Regions from separate parts of the Homo sapiens genome. Here region 1 is linked to region 2. A link is a loop called in an ENCODE intact Hi-C map of the cell type or tissue named here. Cell type or tissue: B cell. All regions are shown on one strand. Links, peaks and the distances in the headings refer to the core of each region. The heading gives the core; the rest is flanking DNA.

The links. Peaks named below come from ENCODE experiments on the same cell type or tissue, not always from the same donor. Only the 100,000 strongest peaks of a DNase experiment are listed, where the experiment ranks them.
Region 1: a loop joins it to region 2, with 16 times the contacts of the local background. A loop is called at or near these places in 2 of 110 quality-filtered maps.

The regions. Positions count from the first base shown.
Region 1 is chrX:49,232,142-49,237,509 of GRCh38, reverse strand. CACNA1F (calcium voltage-gated channel subunit alpha1 F) reads left to right here and starts at 4,170. Exons shown (of 48, transcript NM_001256789.3): 1 at 4,170-4,225. The coding sequence starts at 4,201. CCDC22 (CCC complex scaffolding subunit CCDC22) reads right to left here and starts at 2,040. Exons shown (of 17, transcript NM_014008.5): 1 at 1,824-2,040; 2 at 247-424. The coding sequence starts at 1,873. It also overlaps the pseudogene HSPB1P2. In B cell, for the core only: no CTCF peak of the experiment used is centred there; DNase peaks (open chromatin) are centred at 379 and 2,019; H3K4me3 peaks cover 1,192 bases; H3K27ac peaks cover 1,907 bases.
Region 2 is chrX:49,153,483-49,158,851 of GRCh38, reverse strand. It overlaps LOC105373195 (a long non-coding RNA gene), which reads left to right and starts at 2,574. Exons shown (of 3, transcript XR_007068230.1): 1 at 2,574-2,886. RefSeq lists enhancers at 1,325-2,023, 2,384-2,528, 2,744-2,893, cis regulatory regions at 2,448-2,463, 2,244-3,704 and a silencer at 2,234-2,553. In B cell, for the core only: CTCF peaks have their summits at 2,268 and 2,471; DNase peaks (open chromatin) are centred at 2,501 and 3,398; H3K4me3 peaks cover 1,665 bases; H3K27ac peaks cover 1,339 bases.

The sequences.
Region 1 (5,368 bases), core at 1-5,000, 79 kb before region 2:
AGGGTTAGGGTCACACAGTTACCAAGTGGTGGGGCTAGGATCTAAACTACTCAGGCAGTTTGGCAGTACAGTCAGCAGCCTTAACCACTAATGAAAACTAAGCCGCAGGAAAAATGACAGAGGAAAGGCAAGTGTTGCAGAGGAAAGGCAAGTGTTGCAGAGGAAAGGCAAGTGTTGCAAAGGAACTTGGTTACTTTGTAAAAGAGGAAGAAAGAGGATGTGTGCATTAGGAGGAGGGCCACTCACCATGCAGGCCTGAGCCAGGCTCATGGCCAGGCGGAACCGGGCAGACATGGCAAGAGGCAGCAGAGGGCTGAGGCCAGAGCCCACCGCAGGGTTGATCACACGCAGGCAGCGGACCACAGCCTCTACAACCAGCTCAGTGGTGAAGGCGCGCAAGGTCTGCACATCTGGAGGAACTGCCCTGAAGAAGGGGACCAGCTTGATCGCAGGAATAGTCAGGCAACAGGGATCAGGCTGAGCCCTGCAGCCTTTTGGAAACACTAGTACCAGGGTCGGGGCAGGGAGGATGCCTACAGTTCAGACAGATCCTGGATGTTGGTGACTGTGACTTCCATTTGGAAAACCAGGAACTAGGGAAATCCTCAAGTCCTAAGATCTTGGAGTAGGAGAATGGTGGGTGGAAGAGAACTCAGTTTAGAAAAATATCAAAATTTGGGAGTCTGGGAAGGTGAAAGGGTCCAGGTGGCACAATCTCTGGGTTTCTTGGTTCCCAGATAGTATGTTCTTTGCATACATATTGAGCTGCTAGAGTTTTGAGAAGACTAGATTTTAGGAGGCTGCTGTTTTCAGAAGTTCCAAATGTCAGGGTCCCTGGGTATCAAGATCCCTGAATATCAAGACCACCTAGTTTCAAGCAATACAAAAATCAGACTCCCTAGATGTTGGCATCCTGGGTTTTTAGGGCCTCTGAACGGAGGAGTCTTCGTGCGTCAGGGTGACCAAATGCTGATGTCAGATTTTAGAATTCTGGGTTTTTTTGGCTGGGCGTGGTGGCTCACACCTGTAATCCCAGCACTTTGGGAGGCGGAGGCGGGCAGATCACTTGAGGTCAGGAGTTGGAGACCAGCCTGACCAACATGGTGAAACCCTGTCTCTGCTAAAAATACAAAAATTAGCCGGGCAAGGTGGCGCACGGCTGTAATACCAGCTACTTGGGAGGCTGAGGCAGGAGAATCACTTGAACCTGGGAGGCGGAGGCTGCAGTGAGCTGAGATCACCCCACTGCACTCCAGCCTAGGCGACAGAGCGAGACTCCATCTCGGAAAAGGAAAAAAAAAAAAAAGAATCCTGGGTTTTTTTAAGCCCCAGGTGTTTGGGGAACTGGAGTTTGAAGGATCCCAAGTATCTGGTCCAGGGATTTTTTGGAGTCCCCGAGTGCCAGGGTCCTGGGGTTTTACGCTCCCTGGTTCTTAGGGCACAGGTGTCTTAGGGTCTCCAGATAACAGGGTCTCAGGGAACTGATGTTAAGATTCCCCAGATTACAGGGTTCCGGGTCTTGAGGTTTCAAGGTTGTAACGTCTCAAGGTGTCTGGGTCCCAGAGCTTTGGGTGTACCAAATATCATGGTTAAAGGATTTGGGAGGCCTCTGATGTCGGTGTCAGGGAGGGCGGTGTGTGTGTGCGTGTGTGTGTGTGTGTGTGTGTGTGTGTGTGTGTGTGTAAGGGGGTGAGGGTCTTAGGATCCTGGAGTTGGAGCCCTGAATGTCAGGATCCCGGGTTTTAAGGTTCCCGGGAAACGGGGTCCTGGGCTTTAGAGTCCCGGATGTGGGCTTCGGGGGTGGGCGGGGGCTCTGTCCTTACGTGCCGGCCTGGCGCAGCGAATGGATGAGGATTCGGTCCGCCTCCTCCATGGTGGAGCCGTGTCGGAGTCGGGGGCTGGGTCCAGGACCGGGTCCGAGAAAGTGGGGAGCAGCTGTAGAAACCCTGCTCCGTGCTCGCGGTCCACAGAGTGTCACGGGTCGTGTGGGGAGAGTTGGAAAGTGTAGTTCTGTGAGCGAGCACGGCGCATGCCGGATGTGAGGCCTGGGGTGAGTGTGCACGGAGGTTGAGCTTGCAATAGCTGCTGGGAACTGTAGTTCTTCCACCTGCAGTCCAGTGGGCTCTTCCAAGGGAAAAAGGAACAACCCGTGTGGTGGGGAGTGGAGGGGCCGGACAGAAAGGGGCTTCCTGACTCATTCGTTTAAGGCGGCATTCATCTTCTAGGCTATAAAAGTGTACACATTAAGGGCAGAATTTTAACACAAAGCGACTACTTCCCTGTGTCTTAGTCTCCTCATCTGTAAAATGGGACTATTGACAGTACCTGCTTTTTAGGATTAAAACAGAATTAATTTATATAAAGCACGTTGTACTATGTGCCTGACACATAAGATAAGAAAGCACTATGTAAGTTATAGTTACTAGTGTCCATGCATTCAATAAATGCTTTAATATGATACACATTTGTACACTCCAAAGAATAATTACACAGCAAATATCTATGTAACCGGCTGGGTGCAGTGGCTCACGCCTGTAATCCCAGCACTTTGGGAGGCCGAGTCGGGTGGATCACCTGAGGTCAGGAGTTCGAGACCAGCCTGGCCAACATGGTGAAACCCCCTCTCTACTAAAATGAGAAAAATTAGCCAGGCATGGTGGCACATGCCTGTAGTCCCAGCTACTCGGGAGGCTTAGGCAGGAGAATCACTTGAACTGGGGAAGCGAAGGTGGCAGTGAGCTGAGATTGCGCCATTACACTCCAGCCTGGGCAACAGAGCGAGACTCCGTCTCTAAATAAATAAATAAAGCAAAAGAAATCTATGTAACCATTTCTTGAACAGCCGACGCGCACCTGCAATCCCAGCAGTTTTGGAGGCCAAGGCGGGAGGATCGCTTGAGGTCAGGAGTTTGAGACCGGCATGGGCAATACAGCAATACACCATCTCTTAAAAAAAAAAAAAAAATTGACACTTGTCCAAGCAGACGTCCCCAGCAGAGCCAGCCAGCATGACCGAGCGCCGCGTCCCCTTCTCGCTCCTGCGGGACCCCAGCTGGGACCCCTTCCGCGACTGGTACCCGCACAGTCGCCTCTTTGACCAGGCCTTCGGGCTGGTCGCAGTGGTTGGGCACCAGCTGCTGGCCCCGCTACGTGCGTCCCCTGCCCCCGCCGCGGTCGAGAGCCCCGCGGTGGCCGCGCCCGCCTACAGCTACGCGCTCAGCCGGCAGCTCAGCGGCGGGGTCTCGGAGAATCGGCCCACAGCGGACCGCTGGCGCGTATCCCTGGACATCAACTACTTCGCCTCCGACGAGCTGACGGTCAAGACCAAGGATGGCATGGTGGAGATCACCAGCAAGCACGAGGAGCGGCAGGACGAGCATGGCTACATCTCCCGATGCTTCACCCGGAAATACACGCTGCCCCCCGGTGTGGACCCCACCAAGGTCTCCTCCTCCCTGTCCCCTGAGGGCACACTGACCGTGGAGGCCCCCATGCCCAAGCTAGCCACGCAGTCCAACGAGATCACCTTGGAGTCACGGGCCCAGCTTGGGGGCCTAGGAGCTGCGAAATCCGACCAGTCTGCAGCCAAGTAAAAGCCTTAGCCCGGATGCCCACCCCGGCCGCCGCCACTAGCCGTGCCCCCGCACCCACCTGTGTGTTCTTTTGATAGGTTTATCTTCTGTTGTTCTCAAATAAAGTTCGAAGCAACCCAAAATTTAAAAAAAAAATAGTTGGGCATGGTAGTGCACACCTGCAGTCCCAGCTACAGAGGCTGAGGTCAGAGGATCACTTGAGCACAGGAATTCAACGCTACTGTGAGCTATGATCACGCCACTGCACTCCAGCCTGGGTGACAGAGCAAGACCCTGTCTCTAAAAATAATAATAATTGATAATATTTGATCTTTTTTCCATAGAGATATTGCACATATATTAGGTTTTTCCTACATACTTCGAATTCCATATACTACTGGAAAATGACATCGTTTTTCTTATTTTAGTTTGACTGTTTGCTGCAGGTATATATTTGGTAAATATTTCATCTGTTGCCAGGCTCTGGCCCACAAACGTCCCATTTGCACCCCCACCGCCACCCTCCCATACAACACTGTTATTGCCCCGCCCTGCGGCCTTAATCCCTCCAAAGCTGGGGGAAGAGAGGGGGGTTGTGTGCAGATGGCCCTTCAATCTCGAAAGAAAGATGTCGGAATCTGAAGGCGGGAAAGGTGAGAGAATCCTTCCATCCCTGCAGACCCTTGGAGCAAGGTAGAGCCCCTCTGACCCACCCATTGCCCACCCAGACCCCACCCCCAGAGAGCCTCTAGGGGACAAGAACCACATCACCCTGTTCCCCATCCCAGCCAGCCCCAAACAGCCTCTCTGCCACCAGAGCCCTAACGCTCAGCCTGACCCAGACACCACCCCCCATGGCCTCTCAGCCTCATCCACAGCCTTAGTTCCCAAAGGAAACCCAACCTCAATCCTGGCTCTGACCCCTATCCAAACGCCCACCTGAAACCTAACACAAACTCTACCAGCCAGAAGGCAAACCCCTGTTAGAGTCTAAACCCCACCCCAGATACAGACCTAAAGTGACCTAACCTCAACCTCAACCCCGGGATGTCAATACTGTTAGTGATTGCAGTCTCTGACTTTCCAGAAAGTGCACAGACCCTTTAAAAAAAAAAACAAAAACAAAAGAGAGAAAGAGAGAGAAGACATACTTGATGGTGGTAGTAAGCCATGAGGGCTCTAGAGTTAGACTGAGTGTGACTCCCCATTCAGCCACTTCAGCAAGTCACTTAACTTTTTCTTCTCAATTTTCTCATCTGCAAAATGGGAATAACTCTATGTGCCAGGCATTCTTTTGATTCTGAACTCATTTAATCCTCATAACACCGCTATATTTTAGGTACTGTTATTATCATCCTTATTATACAGATAAGGAAACTGAGGCTCAAAGAGATTACATAATTTGCCCAAGGCAACACATAGCTACCAAGTGGTAAAGTCAGGATTTAAACTCAGGCAGCTTGTTTCATCCAAAGCTGGGAATCTTAACCAGGCCAATCTACCGCCCTCTGAGGCTGAAACGAGACCATGGGAACTGGGAGTGGCCTTAGCTGAAAACCCCAATGCAAAATTCAAGTCCCACTCAAAACTCAACTTCGACCCTAACCTGTATCCTAATTCTAATTCCAATTCAAAATACCCAGTCCTAACCCTTAGACAAAACTCCACTCCTACCTATGTCTAAACCCATCCCCACCCTAACCCAAAACCCACCACTCAAATTTAACCTTAAATTCGCCCACCCCATGGCAATTTAAACTCTACCCCCAACTTAAACACCAAACCCTACTTCACTT
Region 2 (5,369 bases), core at 177-5,176:
GGTTCTTAAAACCTGGAGCCCCAGATTGGAAGCTGCCCTCTCCAGATTCAGGTGTGGAAGTCTCAACAAGAATTGGGAGGAGCAGTGAAGGAGGTCCAGGGTGTCCCCCCTTAGACAAGGTCAGGTCAGAGGTGAAAGAGGCAGGGGACTGCAGGTGGAATGAAAGCAGGAACCGTTCAGACCCTTTCACCTATGAGGATACTGGGTCTCTGAAAGGTGAACGGAGAGGCTTGCACAACCAGCCAGAATGGACATTAGGACACAGTGTGTCCACAGCCATAGTGAAATAGTCACTAACCAAGTGAGTCTTGTAGGTAAGCTGCCTGAAACTGGTGTTGTTGGCTTGCTGCAGGGACCTAGGCAGGTCCCTGAGCCTCTCAGACCCTGAGTTTCTTATTTGGCAAAGTAGTGGTGAAAGGCCCTCTCTCACTGCAATCCCATTCCTCCTTCCACTACAGTCACACTGTGTCCGAATGCTCCCTGCTTGGGGCTTATGTCCCCAGACACTCCCCTTTTCAAACATAGAAGAGGCCTCATTCCTCCACTGACATCAGCTAGTGTCCCATCCAACTCCAATGCATTCATTCACAGCCTCCTCAATTTTGGGTCCCATCTCTCATCCACTCTCCAAGGGACCTGCCCTCTGCAATTTTTTTTTCTTTTCTTTTCTTTTTCTTTTTCTTTTTTTTTTTTTTTTTCTTGAGAGGGAGTCTTGCTCTGTCACCCAAGTTGGAGTGCAGTGGAACGATCTCAGCTCGCTGCAACCTCCGCCTCCCAGGTTCAAGCGATTCTCTTGCCTCAGCCCCCCGAGTAGCTAAGATTACAGATGCCCACTACCACACCTGGCTAATTTTTATAATCTTAGTAGAAATGGAGTTTTGCCATGTTGGCCAGGCTGGTCTCAAACTCCTGGCCTCAAGTGATCCACCTGCCTTGGCCTTCCAAAGTGTTGGGATTACAGGCATGAGCCACCGCGCCCAGCCCACCCTCTCCAATTTTTGAGTTCCGCAACCTCATAATGCCCAGAGCACCAAACCATTCTTTGGCTCCAAAAGCTCCAACGGTACTCAGTCCCACCACACATTTCCAGTTTCCCAATAGGGACAGTGGGAGATAAACTTTCCCTGCAAATATACTGAGTGCCTACTTGTGCAAAGCTCTGGTGGAAATTGCAGAGTTTCCTAGTAAACTCGGGCTCCAGTTCTGCGTCCCTGCTTTTAGTTGTCAGAGGTCAGACAGTACCCTAATTTCTCTGGGCTTCGACTGCCCCTTCCTATGCTGGAATAGCAACATCCCAGAGTGGAAAAAGGAGCCAGCCCAGCGTCCTCAGCTAACGGAGGCCTCCTTGCTGGCCGCCAGATAGGCCACCCCGCAGATACAGGAACCAGGCACGGGCCCGCCACCCTGTTTCCAGGGTCTGAGCGGGTCACCAGGTGAGCACGCCCCAGAGCTCAAAACTCGTCGCTGGCTGCCCTGCGTCCACCCGGCCGACTACTGGCCATGGAGCCGCGCACAGGGGGCGCCGCGAACCCTAAGGGGAGCAGAGGAAGTACAGGGATTGGGGATGTTGGGGAAGGACAGAGCGAGTCGCCGCCACCCCCGTCCCGCCTGTCTGCTCCACACCTTTTCCTTCTGACAGGTGGTAAACAGAGCGGCTCTGGCGCCCAAGTGAAGGTGGCAGGGGGCAGGGGCCCAGCGATGGAGGCTGGGCTGGAGGTCCCCTACCCACACCCACACACGAGGGAAAGGGCCGCGCACCAGAGCAGGGGAGGGGCTCTCAGGAGTCTCCAGGGAGACGTGCAGATGTGCGGGGAGGGGTCTGCCCGTGGTCACTGGGGACACCTGGGCACTCAGGGTCTTAGTGAACTGGGGGGAGGGGAGCTGGGGGCCCCTGGGGACCTGTGGAGGGGGACTCTGGAGGTATGTGGGCCATGGGGGGAACGGGCCCTCTGAGGGAATTCATGGGGGTAGCAGCGGTTGCCTAGGATACCTAGAGGGGGAATTGGGGGTTCCGGGGCTACGGGGTCAGGCCGTGTTCTCCCGGGATATCTGGGGGAAATGGGTCCCCTGAGATATCGTGGATGAAGAGTTGGGCATCCAGGGTGATTAGGGGGCAGTCGAGGACCTCACGGGGTGTTCGGAGGTGTCTAGGACTATTGCAGTCAAACAGCGATCTCCAGGGACACCGTGAGAGCAGGCTGGGGGTGCACCCGCTACCCGCGATGGTCGGGGATCGCATGAGAGGGGAGGGACAGCAGTGACCTCCGAAACTACCGAGGGAGTGGCCAGGGGTCGCCGGGTATCCTGAGGGGCATTTCTAGTCTTTGAGCGTCCGGAAGCATGGGGGTTGGCGGAGGCCGATGGTCGGCGTTGACCTGTCCCCTCTTGCGCGCAGGCCTGGGCCCCTCCCGCCCGCGTGCCCCAGCGCCCTTCCGCTCCTGGCGCGGCTGGACGCGCGCCCCCTGGCTGCGAGGGCTGCGGTCGATGTGGCGGCGCTAGTACACAGGGCGGGCGCCACATTGCGCCTGCGCCGGAAGGAGGGTGTGTGACGGGGGTGGGGCCTCCCAGGGGGCAGGTTCGGAGAGGAGCTGGGTTCAGAGGAGCAGGCCTGGGGGGTCAGCAGCTACTGCCCTGCCTTGGGTGGGGCCAAGGGGCGCGATTTGGGAGGGCGGGGATCGGAGGATGCTTCGGAGGATGCTTCGAAGGATCCTTGGGGTTATCCTAGAATATTCCTTGAGGGTTATCGCAGTAGGTGAGGGCCAGATTAGTTGAGTGTGCGTAGCTGGATCCCCGTTCTGGTCGGCGGGGCCTTGAGGGTCCTTTCCGAGGGCTTGAGGCCTGGAGAGTGCTGGGGGCGAGCACGCAGCGAAGGGGCAGGCCTGAAATGTGAGTCATGGGGATGGAGCCTATAGGCCCATGGGGGCGGGGCTTGCGATGTCAGGAATGGGATGACGGTTAGAGGCTGATTAAAGGGTGTGCTCTGGAAGGTTCGGGAGTCAAATTTTTTTTATTATCATTATTATACTTTAAGTTCCAGGGTACATGTGCACAACGTGCAGGTTTGTTACATATGTATACATGTGCCATGTTGGTGTGTTGCATCCATTAACTCATCATTTACATTAGGTATATCTCCTAATGCTATCCCTCCCCCATCCCTCCACCCCACGACAGGCCCCGGTGTGCGATGTTCCCCACAGGAGCCAAATTTTGAAGTAGCATTCTCCAGGGTGGGCCGAATGGAGTTTGCCTGTGTGTGTGACCATATTTGGAGATAATCCTAAAGGTGTTATTTGAGAAATGTTTTCTGCGCTTTATTAAAGGGAGATAGGAAGATAAGGTCTGGAGGTGTTCAAATGGCCGGGCCCAAGATTCTTTAAGGAGGTGGAGCTTTGGGGATTACTTGAGATGAGGGTGGGGAGACAGTTTAATTGGAGGCGTGGCTCGGACGTAAATTCAAGGAGCTGCGGCTAGAAAGTGAATTTAAGGGGCGGGGCTGAGACAATTTCTATGGAGAGTCTCTAACCGCTTTCTCCGCCTCTTCAATCCCCTAGCCTTTATCGTTCTGGGCTGTAAGGACAATAATGTCATGGATAGTCGTCTGCCCCACAGACCCCCTTGCCTTTCATGCAGAGGTTCTATCATGACAAATACAGCCAGGCGTGAAAAACCTTGGGTACTTTTCTGGAGCTGTGAACAGTACGTGGCTCTGGAGTCTGCCTTAATGAACCTTGGGGGCGGGAGGCTTACAAGGGTATGGGGAAGGATGGAAGGTGAAGAAGGGCAGTGGACAAAGCTAGGCTGAAAACATAGCACAAGCCCTGAGCCAATATGGAGAATTGGGTAAGACTCCAAACTCTGGTGCTAGGCAGCCTGGGTTCAAGTCTGACTGCTTTTACCTGCTTCCTCACCTTCAGTATGTTATTTAAGCTCTTTGTGAAAAGCTTAGCTGCAGCCATACAAAAGAATGAGATCATGTCCTTTGCAGGGACATGGATGGAGTTGGAGACCATTATCCTTTACAAACTAACGCAGGAACAGAAAACCAAGTACTGCATGTTCTCAGTATAAGTGGGAGCTAAATGATGAGAACACATGAACACATAGAGAGGAACAATACACACTGGGGCCTATTGGAGATTGGAGGATGGGAGGAGGGAGAGGATCAGGAAAAATAACTAATGGTTACCAGACTTAATACCTGGGGGATGAAATAATCTGTACAACAAACCCCCATCACACACGTTTATCTATGTAACAAACCTGCACATGTACCCCTTAACTTTTTTTTTTTTTTGAGACAGAGTCTCGCTCTGTTGCCCAGGCTGAAGTGCAATGGCGCCATCTCGGCTCATTGAAACCTCTGCCTCCTGCCTCAGCCTTCTGAGTAGCTGGGATTACAGGTGCCCGCCACCACGCCCAGCTAATGTTTGTATTTTTAGTGGAGATGGGGTTTCACCATTTTGTCCAGTCTGGTCTTGAACTCCTGGGCCCAAGTGATCCACCCACCTCGGCCTCCCAAAGTGCTGGGATTACAGGCATGAGCCACTGCTCTGGGCCACCCCTGAAACTAAAAATTAAAAAAAAAAAATACTAGACCAGGCACGGTGGCTCACGCCTGTAATCCCAGCACTTTGGGAGGCCAAGGTGGGCAGATCACGAGGTCAGGAGATCGAGACGATCCTGGCTAACATGGTGAAACCCCGTCTCTACTAAAAATACAAAAAAAATTAGCTGGACATGGTGGCGGGCACCTGTAGTCCCAGCTACTTGGGAGGCTGAGGCAGGAGAATGGCATGAACCTGGGAGGTGGAGCTTGTGGGGAGCCGAGATTGCGCCACTGCACTCCAGCCTGGGCAACAGAGCCAGACTCCATCTCAAAAACAAATAAACAAACAAACAAACAAAACTAACAGAAAAGAGAAAGAAAGAAAAACTTAGCTACTCGAATGTAAACAAAATACATATATTCATGTTAAGAATCAGAACAACAACAAAAAACCAAAACCATGTAACCTGTATTTTTCTGAATCAACTTTCAGACTTTTTGTTTGAAATACAGGAGATCATGGGTAGAAAATTATTGCAATCTTTTAATAACTTTTTAATAGACATTGAGATATATATATAATTTACATACCATACAATTCACCCATTTAAAGTGTACACTTGGTTTTAGTATATTCACAAGATTGTGCAATCATCATCCCATTGTAAATTTAGAACATTTTTGTCTTCCTAAAAGAAACCCCATGCCAGTCGCAGTGGCTCATGTCTGTAATACCAACACTTTGGGAGGCTGAAGCAGGAGGATCACTTGAGCCCAGGAGTTCCAGACCAGCCTGGGCAACATAGTGAGACCCTGTCTC